Linked DNA regions of Homo sapiens: region 2 is linked to region 1. The links are chromatin loops, found by intact Hi-C in ENCODE. Cell type or tissue: endothelial cell of umbilical vein. All regions are shown on one strand. Links, peaks and the distances in the headings refer to the core of each region. The heading gives the core; the rest is flanking DNA.

What was found. Peaks named below come from ENCODE experiments on the same cell type or tissue, not always from the same donor. Only the 100,000 strongest peaks of a DNase experiment are listed, where the experiment ranks them.
Region 2: a loop joins it to region 1, with 7 times the contacts of the local background. A loop is called at or near these places in 3 of 110 quality-filtered maps.

The regions. Positions count from the first base shown.
Region 1 is chr9:75,167,059-75,172,445 of GRCh38, reverse strand. It overlaps LOC105376090 (a long non-coding RNA gene), which reads right to left. Exons shown (of 2, transcript XR_001746731.3): 2 at 3,884-4,281. Among named protein-coding and RNA genes, the nearest start is that of OSTF1, 81 kb to the right of the region's middle. In endothelial cell of umbilical vein, for the core only: no CTCF peak of the experiment used is centred there; DNase peaks (open chromatin) are centred at 2,655 and 4,955; H3K27ac peaks cover 3,218 bases.
Region 2 is chr9:75,105,741-75,111,127 of GRCh38, reverse strand. All of the region lies in intron 1 of OSTF1 (osteoclast stimulating factor 1), which reads right to left. Among named protein-coding and RNA genes, the nearest start is that of OSTF1, 20 kb to the right of the region's middle. In endothelial cell of umbilical vein, for the core only: no CTCF peak of the experiment used is centred there; a DNase peak (open chromatin) is centred at 2,367; H3K27ac peaks cover 1,895 bases.

The DNA.
Region 1 (5,387 bases), core at 149-5,148:
AGCCCCATAGTGGTCTTTTTAAAGGATAAATCAATTCAAGTGAATCTTAAAACTTAAAACTTTCTATGACTTCCCTTTGAACTTAAAAATAAAATCTAACTCTTTACTGGAACTTATAAGATCTCACAGCAATGCTTCTCAAACTATCTATGGTAAAGAACCAGCTTGTTTTTCTTTTTTTTTTTTTCTTTTCAATTTTCAATTCCTCTCTGATGGATACTTTTATAAGATAAAATAAAAATGAATTACTAGAAAAAATGAAACCAGAAATAAGACATCAAAATATAAGTCCAATTTTTTCATTAGATTGAAGAGCTATCAAACCACTATGTCAAATCATTTAAAAGGCTTTACAAGCTTATTTTCAATTTCTGTATTTATCCCATCATCAAGGATTGACACTGACCTGGATTATTTGGCTTCAGCTTACCTCTCTAACTTTGTCCTAGAAAGTCTTTCCCTCCTTCACTCTGTTCCAGCCCTACTTTCTATATCTTAAACAAAGCAAGGTTTTTCTAGCTTCAAGGCATGTTCCTTCCCCTGGATCTGGAAGCTTCAAAATCCCATATGCCTTACCTGGAGAGTTCCTTCTCATCCAGTCTGTCAACTGAAGAATCATGAGTTTCATAAATTTGAAAAAGAGAGCTTTTTTTATACATATAAAGGCTTGCAGCCTGCAGGGTGGCCTTTCTAACAGTCTGGGAAAGTGTATCCCCCAGCCAGAAGCCAGAAACACACTTCATGGGAAGGGCAAGGGGAACAAGAATTTATGATGAACAGGGTGGCCAAATATACATATTCAATAAGCTAGAGGAGGCCCGGATGCAGTGGCTCATGCCTCTAATCCCAACACTTTGGGAGGCCAAGGCGGGTGGATCACCTGAGGTCAGGAGTTTGAGATGACCAGCCTGGCCAACATGGTGAAACCCCATCTCTACTAAAATTATAAAAATTAGCCAGGCATGGTGGTGGGCACCTATAATCCCAGCTACTTGGGAGGCTGAGGCAGAAGAATCACTTGAACCCAGGAGACGGAGTTTGCAGTGAGCCAAGATTGCTCCACTGCGCTCCAGCCTGGGCGTCAGAGCAAGACTCTGTCTCAAAAATAAAAATAAAAATAAGCTAGAGGAGGAGTCATGAGTATTTATGAAAGGAGAAACAAGCACATGCACAGAGCTTCGTGACTCTCTATGGAACCCAGGCACAAAAAATGGCAGTGTTAGCATGATCCAAGGGTGGAGTTTTCAGCCCTCTGATGTCAAAAGGTGAAGAGAGGACATGAAAATCCACACTACTCATCCTCTGTAGACTGGTCAGAACTACTCTGTGGTTGGTGGTCTCTTATCAGGAAGGAATGCTGGTCAGTTGTTGTGCTGAAACTGCAAAAAGGGGGAGCAGCCTCAGGAAGCTGGGTGACATCAGAGGTAAAATGTTTTGAAAGAACTGGTTTCTGTTTAGCCCTCAGGGAAGAAAGCCTGTTGGTGGTTAGTGAGGGGATGGGTATAATAAGACGTGTCCTATCTCCCATCCCATCATGACCAAGAACTCAGTTTTCAAGGTTACTCTGGCATCCTGTTGGCCAAGAGGGGGTCCATTTAGTCATTTGGGGGGCCTAGGATTTTATTTTCATTTATCAAGTTTCATTTTCATTCCCTTTTCTCAAATGACAATCTCAACTGAAGAAATCCTGTTATTCCCTAACAGAGCCCCTGGTTCCTTTCTGCATACCACATATCATAATTCATATTCTTTACCTATTTATTGTTTATCTCCTAAACTAGACCTCAGTTAAACATAGAAAAAACATGTCAGCTTTATTCACCACCAATATCTGCCATACACTAGGCACTCCATAAATATTTGTTGTATGATTGAATAAATGAATGAATTGAATGAATAAATAAATTAGCTTTTCTGATAGAGGACACTACTAGCCATGCTATCCATACATTTCATTCAGCATTTGAGCAAGGGCAACTTAGCCAAAATGAACAACAAAAGTATGCAATTATTCTATGACTTCATTCAACTGTTCATCTTGTTGACCTAAAGGATAAACTGAGGTAAAATTAATACAAGTAGAGAGTTTATTGGACCAAGTTTGAGGACTGCAACTGGGGAGAATAGTTTCAAGTTTCCCAGAATATATGCTCTAATTAGCAGCAGCTACAAGTATACAAGTGGGTGTTTGTTTGTTTGTTTGTTTGTTTGTTTGTTTTTGAGATGGAATCTCACTCTGTCACAAGGCTGGAGTGCAGTGGCATGATCTCGGCTTACTACAACCTCCACCTCCTGGGTTCAAGCGATTTTCCTGCCTCAGCCTCCTGAGTAGCTGGGACTACAGGCACGAGCCACCACGCCCAGCTAATTTTTGTATTTTTAGTAGAGACAAGGCTTCACCGTGTTGGCCAGAATGGTCTCGATCTCTTGACCTTGTGATCCACTGGCCTCAGCCTCCCGAAGTGCTGGGATCACAGGCATGAGCCATTGCACCGGGCCACAAGTGGGCTGTTAAAGGAAAAATGAAGAGGCAGGTCCTAGGTTGTTTACCAAGTTTTTACATTAAAATAACATAAGCTAGATTGGCTATACATTTTTCTTTGTATCACAAATTCCAGGAACATGAAGATAATGGGTGAGTCAGCTAGTCAGGAAACTACGTGGAAAAAAAAAAAAAAGAACGAAATGCCTTTAAACAATTGCTCCTGGGCATGGGTAGGGGCTGGGGGATGACCTATGTCCCATATTCATGAATCTCCAGGCCTTATAAATGTTGCACACCTCACATAGCTCAGACTGCTCTGGGCTATTTCTTTTTTCTCAATTTAAATCAGGAATTTTCTAAAAAATAGTACTAAATCCAAAATTATTTAATGACACAACTGTCTGCTATTAACTGACCTTCATGGGGTTTGTGTGCCAAAAAAAAAAAAAAAATTTCATCTCTTCTATCCTTTTGAATAACTTCACAGATACTCTTTTACTCACTTAGTGTAAGCATGTGGCACTTATATTCCCTTCAGATGATACCATTACCCACAGGGGTAAACACTTTAAGGTTAAGATTAAAATAGCACTATATTTTTTTTTCATCAAGGCAATTTTGCTTTCTGATGTTTTGTTTTGTCCTTTATTTGTAGACTGTGGTAGAATAATATGAATATGAAAGGCAATCAACTCAAAAACAAAAATCTTCTCCAAGCATATAAATATTCTTAAAACCTTTGTTGAGAAAAAGGCTTGACATGCAAGTGGCACTCTAGTTGACTACTCTGACAAAAACAATATGTAATTTAATTTCCTTGCCATTACCCTGACGAAACTTAATTAAATGTTATGCCTCCAGAGAATATTTTTCAAGATACAACAATCCACATTTGAAATATTAAATAAGGAATTAAGCAATCCTCAATTTAGAGAGTAGAGGTTGCAGGGGAAGTTGGGGGATAAATTTCAGGCGCCTCAAAGCCAAAGCTAAACAAGGGAGTTGAGCCAAGAGTTAGATTTCAGAATTTTCAAACAAATAACAAAAGAGTTGGAGAACTAGGAGCTGTCCCCTCTTCAGCACTTCCTTGAATGTCCACAGTTTCTTCTCCAAACCCAAAGGGTACAGGAAGAAGTCAGAAAGAGGAGAGGGGTTACTTTTTTTTTTTTTTTTTGAGACAGTGTCCTGTTATGTTGCCAAGACTGGACTCAAAACTACTGGGCTCAAGTGATCCTTCTGCCTCAGCCTCCTGAGTCACTGGGACTACAAGCACAAACCACCAAGTCCAGGAAGAGGGATTGCTTTCAGATCCTTCCCCAGAGCCTAGTCTGAAGCTTCTGTTATCTAAGAAGTCAGCACCAAAAGAGCCATCTTTCCAAGGAAACACAAACCAACCTGTTGCTTTGTTAATGTTATTTATTGTTGTCTTCCCTTCTTTAGATATTCACTCCTTTAGGAATGAAATCTTACCTCTATGATTCACCCTTATAACTCAGCTAGGGCATGCCTTGAATACAAGAGGTCAATAAATATTGTTGAATGAATGAATGTATATATGACTTAACACTAGAATGTACAGTAAATGATGAATACAGCACTGTTCAAGTTGAATATACATTGAATTCAATTTTATATAAAGTTGTACACTAAATGCTGAGAAAAACACAACTATGAAGATTAACCACAGCTCTTACTCTTTAGGCATAGATGGTCTAATTGAAAAGTCAAACTTGCACTTAGTGACATCAGCAAAATGGTGAAGTTGGCAGCTGCAGTTCTCATTTCCCACAGAAACTCTAAAAAACAAGAATAAACTATCAGAATCAACTTTTTCAGAACTCTAGCAAACAAAAACTGAATTAAAAAAAGCACAACAAAATGTTAGGAAAGTTTGTGGTGATTTTATAGCAGATTTGGTCTTGAAGCAGGGGCTGCCTGCATTCTTAGTGTAGGACGCTTTCCTCTGATTCAAGAGGGAGTGGAGCAGAGCAGATATTATCCACAAATCATGTATGTCTGTTCTAACCTGTCTGGGGACTACCTGAAGGAGTGATGGAAAGCAAACATCTCTTTTTCTACCTCAGAAATCAGGCCAAAAAAGCAATGCTCTCAAATACTACAAGCCCAACTAACAACTTTCAGGTGCCTGGGACAAAAGATTATAGTCAAAACATAAAATAAGTTGCCCAAGGCAAAGGCTGAGGAAAATTTCTTTAGGAAATCAGGACATTCAAAAGTAGTCATGTATACTGGGAATTTAGAAAGCCATGTACACACCCAGGACAAAACACATACAGAAGAAAGACCTAAGATGACCCTACACTTTCACCTTGAGTTGATCTGTAGACTCAGTGTGAGGATGGCTAACTGTTGAAGGAAGGGCACACATGCACATATACAGAGGCAGTCTGGAAAGATTAGTAGAGGTGGTTTTCCCTTTCTCTCCCTTTGTTTTGTTTTGTTTTTAGTTCCTGGCACTCACGGAAATCTCAGTCAGAACACTAGCTGAATATAAGCTAAGGAACAAAGACTTCTATGACCTCACATGATAAAAAATATAGTCTTTTCAATAATAGTTTGGAAAAAATACTAAACAAACAGACTACTATAACCTTCAACAATAAAAAAAATCACAAGGCATACAGGAAACAGGAAATTGTAGCCCATTCAAAGGAACAAAATAAACTGAAAGAAACTGTACCTGTGGGAGCCCATACCTCAGACTTACTTGACAAAAACTTTAAAACAACTGTCTTAAGTATGCTTACAGAGCAAAGAGAAAACACAGATACAGAACAAAAGAAAATCAGGATAATAATATATGGGCAAAATAAGAATATCAATGAATAGGTAGAAATTATATAAAGGAACCAAACAGAATATTTGGACTGAAAAGTACAAG
Region 2 (5,387 bases), core at 96-5,095, 61 kb after region 1:
GGGCTTACAAATTTGAGCAAAGAATTTCTAATCTATTTTATTTCCTGTTGGTGAAAAACTGGAGAAGCCTCTAAAGAAAGCCACTCAGATATCATTAAAAAGGGATTGGGGCCGGGCACGGTGGCTCACACCTGTAATCCCAGCACTTTGGGAGGCCAAAGTGGAGGACTGCTTGAGCCCAAGAGTTCAAGACCAGCATGGGCAACACAATGAGACCCCAGCTCTACAAAAAAAATTTAAAAATTAGCCAGGTGTGGTTGCGGTTGGTACACACCCATAGTCCCAGCTATTCAGGAGGCTGAAGTGGGAGGACTACTTGAACCCAGGAGGTCAAGGCTGCAGTGAGCCATGACTGCACCACTGCACTCCAGCCTGGATGACAGAGTGAAATCTTGTCTCAAAAAAAAAAAAAGAAAGAAACTGCTCACTATAAGAGACAGATACACAGATATACGATAAACAGCAAGAGGAATGACTATTTAAAATATCAGCCCCTGGCCATCTGTAATAGATAGACTATTTCACTTATGTCTTTTTAAGAATGTTAAGAAGTGTGAGACACTTAGATGGGCTTCACTTACAATGGCTATGATAACTACTACATACTCACTCTGATGGCTAAAGTGAAAAATACTGACAATGGGATAAATCAACTGTGGTGTATTCAGACAATGGGATATTATTCAGCACTAAAGAGAAATGAGCTATCAAGCCATGAAAAGACATGGAGGAAACTAAAATGCGTATTACTAAGTGAAAAGTCAACATGAAAAGGCTATGTACTACATGATTCCAACTATATGACATTCTGGAAAAGGCAAAACTATGGAAACAGTAAAAAGATCAGTGGTTGTCAAGGGTTGGGGGAGGTACAGTTGAAAAGGCAGTGTACAGTGGATGTTTAGGGCAGTGAAACGACTCTGTATGATACTCTAATGGTTTATTAGAGTATCACTGCCATTACGCATTTGTCCAAACCCATGGAAACCACATCAACAAGAGCAAACCCTAACATAAACTATGGATTCTGGATGATGATGATGCATTGATGCATCAATGAAGATTCATCAATTCTAACAAATGTCTTTTTAAGAATGCTGTATCTGGTGAGGGATGTTGATAATGGAGGGGCTACACATGTGTGGCAGCAGGGGTATATGAGAAATCTCTGTACCTTCCACTCAATTTTGCTGTAAAACTAAAACTGCTCTAAAAAAAATAGTCTATTAATTTAAAAACAATACCAGCATTGCTAAGCATTATAGAACAAATAGAATTCCCAGATACTGCTAGTGGGAGCATAAATTAGTACAGCCACTATAGAAAATTGTTTGGTGGTAGCATTAATTCATTGTTACTAGTCTTAACATGCCTTGAGACCTTAAGTTGCATTTTTGGGAGTGGAACATAACTAGAAATCCCTTCCGGTCATCTTCCGTAGGAAGAAAATATTGCATACAAAAATAACCCCTCCTCACTGTTTCACTAATCCCAGAACACAGTGAGTCACCTCAACACTTTTAAACTGAAGGTCATGACCTATTAGTAGATTGAGAAACTAATTTAGTTGACTTTAAGAAAATTAAATGGGTCAGAAAGACCAGTGTACACTATACATAATAGAAGAAATTACAGTTTTGTGAAATTTTGTCTTATTGGGCATGGACAGGTAGATGGATATTTAATTAATAAATTTACCAAATACACATTTTTTGGCCTAATGCCAAATGACCAAATGCTAAAATTAATATTTGCCAAAGCCAAATGTGGCTTTAACAGAATGAACTACTGGGATACAAGAATAAATCTGAAACCTGGCCGGGCATGGCGGCTCATGCCTGTAATCCCAGCACTTTGGGAGGTGGAGGCGGGCAGATCACTTGAGATCAGGAGTTGGAGAACAGCTGGCCGACACGGTGAAACCTCATCTCTACTAAAAATACAAAAACTAGCCGGGCGTGTTGGCGGGCACCTGTAATCCCAGCTAGTTGGGAGGCTGAGGCAGGAGAATCTCTTGAACACAGCAGGTGGAGGCTGCAGTGAGCCAAGATTGCACTCTAGCCTGGGCAAGAGAGTGAGACTCCACCCAAAAAAAAAAAAAAAAGAATAAACCTGAGATTTTATCCAAAAAAATAATTAAAATTACACTCTTATTACTAAAATTCCGGTAGACTCACTTTAAAAGTTTGATATAAAAGGGCAGAAATGGTAATTCCTTGGTACTGTTAACTGCAGCCTGATGGGACTTCTGTAAAACTAAACAAATCCTCTCTCTAAAACAAGGTCTGTAGAAAAAGCAAGATGTTCTTGCGCTAGCTCTGCCAGAGTCACTGCTGCCGGAAGTGACGCTGCCAGCACATTAGTAAGCTATCCTTCCTCCCTGATAGGAACCAACTGAGGTCAAGACTTAATCTCTTCATCTCCTGGGCCTGAATATTTGCTTAATGATGATGATATAATGTCACTGAAAGTAGTCCCACAAAGAATACAATGGATTCCCCAGAATTACTAGCAATCACACTCTCTCAACATTAATTCTCAATCTATGCCTGTAATTTTTACTCTTTATATAATAATTTTCATACTTAAAATTCGGACTCATTATCATCATTAATTATTAAAATAATTTACTCCTCCAACAATGAATAATCATTTATACATTCAACTGAGAGAATTTCAATATATTAATATTGAAAATTTTCTTGGGGAAAAATTGAAGAAAATGATTTCAGTCCTAGGAATTAAAAAAAAAAGTTACCCTGGTCATGCCACCTCCACAAAAGGCAAATCAGAAAGGCACACATTGTAACTGTTACATTTAGAGAAATTACTTGTTTCCAAAGCAAATTTTTTCTTTTTCTTTTTTCTTTGATTAATTAATTAATTTATTTATTTATTTATTTGAGAGACAGGGTCTCACTGTCACCCAGGTTGGAGTACAGTGGTGCAATCATAGCTCACTGCAGCTTCAACCTCTCAGGCTCAAGAGATCCTCCTGCCTCAGCCTCCTAAGTAGCTGGGATTACAGGTATGCACCACCACACCCAGCTCATTTTTTGTAGAGACGGGAGTCATGTTGCCCAGGCTGATCTCAAACTCGTGGCTTCAAGCAATCCTCCCACCTCGGCCTCCCAAAGTGTAGGGATTACAGGTATGAGCCACCAGGCCCAACCTTCAAAGTGAATATTAAGGTAACAGTAAATCCATATGTCATGCCTTGTTTGCATTACTGATGCTGCTAAAGTGATGAGGCATGAGGGTTACCGATGCACTCTATAATCCTTGCTCAAGCAGAAGTCTTGGTGTGCCAAATAAAGTTGGCATTCCACCATTTGGCCAGTTATCCAAAGCTTAATGGTAGATTTTGGAAAAAATTTGAGTCTAAAGCGAACTTCTGTGTTCCCCTCTGGTCATGTATGTGTGTATTTTTATGTTCTGGGTTATCAAGAAAAATACATATCTTACTGAAGTTCAAGGTCAAAAAATGTTTGGGAGCCATTGCTCCAGACTATCTGATAAAATTAGGAATTGTTACAGGACTCTATAAAGAATATTTTCCTACTTTGTGGATCTCAGCAAGTATATAAAAAACAATATTCTCCCATTTCCCCCAAAAGCAGATAATTGCAAGCAATCTTAGAGCTCTCAAAATGAAAGAAGAGGAAGAGAATTATTTGATCAAGAGAGAATCATGGAAAATAATACTTTATACATATATCTTTCTCACATCTGTCTAAGAACATGCAGGGAGCATTAATCTTCTTAATTTATACCCCGTGGGTACTAAAAAATAGTGTCATCATCTCTGGCTACTCTCGGGGTAAGAAAAAGTATTAATTATTTCTATGAGGCATATTTGAATTATTCTACTAAATATGCATGATGAAACAGGATGTTTTCTGTTGAAAAACAAAACAGGGGGAGTCCGTGGGATGGTATCCAAGAGTTAAGGCCATCATTTTTTATTCTTGGGGTGACAGAAAACAGCTGTACTCTGTTGGGCCAACACAGGCTCCCCCTCAACCTCTGGCTTTGTGGATTCCAACACCCATAAATGAGGTGATTAGCTCAGAACAGGCCTCCTGGCCCAGATCTCTATTGGCGTCATTCCACAAAAGCCCACTGCTTTTTTTTTTTTTTCTTTTTTTTTCTTTTTCTTTTTCTTTTTTTTTTCCGAGACAGAGTCTTGCTCTGTCGCAATGCTGGAGTGCAGTGGCATAATCTGGGCTCACTGCAACCTCCGCGTCCCAGGTTCAAGTGATTCTCCTACCTCAGCCTCCCAAGTAGCTGGGATTACAGGCATGCAACACCACACCCAGCTAATTTTTGTATTTTTAGTAGAGACGGGGTTTCACCATGTTGGCCAGGATGGTCTTGATCTCTTGACCTTGTGATCCGCCCGCCCCGGCCTCCCAAAGTGCTGGGATTACAGGTGTGAGCCACCACGCCCGGCACCCACTGCTTTTTTTTTTTTTTTTTTTCGAGATGGAATTTCACTCTTGTTGCCCAAGCTGGAGTGCAATGGCACGACCTCAACTCACTGCAACCTCCACCTTCCAGGTTCAAGCAATTCTCCTGCCTCAGCCTCCCAAGTAGCTGGGATTACAGGCCCCCACCACCATGTCCAGCTAATTTGTGTATTTTTAGTAGAGACGGAGTTTCACCACGTTGGCCAGGCTGATCTTGAACTCCTGACTTCAGGTGATCCGCCTGCCTCAGCCTCTCAAAGTGCTGGGATTACAGGCATGAGCCACTGAGCCCAGCCTAAAAGCCCACTGCTCTTGAAAATAAAAAGAGAGGCTATAATCCTTGGAAAGAAAGTCATACTGTGAGTATAACAATGTCCAATAGTTTCCAATGTAATGAGTAAGTTTCTTCCTGCCTACTTATACTCTTGGATTAATTAAATCAAGTTCAATTAATTGTTTGCACATATACCTTTAAAGAAAAAACTAACAGCAACAACTCTGAACATGACATTTCCATCCCTCCTCTCTCTAACACCACCTCTTCCCCACCACTTCCCCTATCCAATCCAAAAAAGAAACAGAAAAAACCTAAAGAATTTGAAACATGTCTTGATTTCAGCTGCAGGAATAGCGGACTCTTTAAAAACAGTAGCCTGAGTGTTTTCTGACAAGAGCGTTCTGTTTATTAACAGTGTGCCTTTCTAATCCATTTTTTCTTTGCTTATACTTTTCAGTGCCTTTCAGCAAACTTGGTTTACTTTTACATCTTGATGGGCCATACCTACTAGTTAATTTTATTTAGTCTCCATCATATAACATAAAAATCCCAGAGAGCGGGGTTTGAAATTTCAACTGACAAGCTCTTTGCCAACTGTCTTCACTGGGTAAAAAACAGAGAAAGAAAGCAATGGTTCCTAA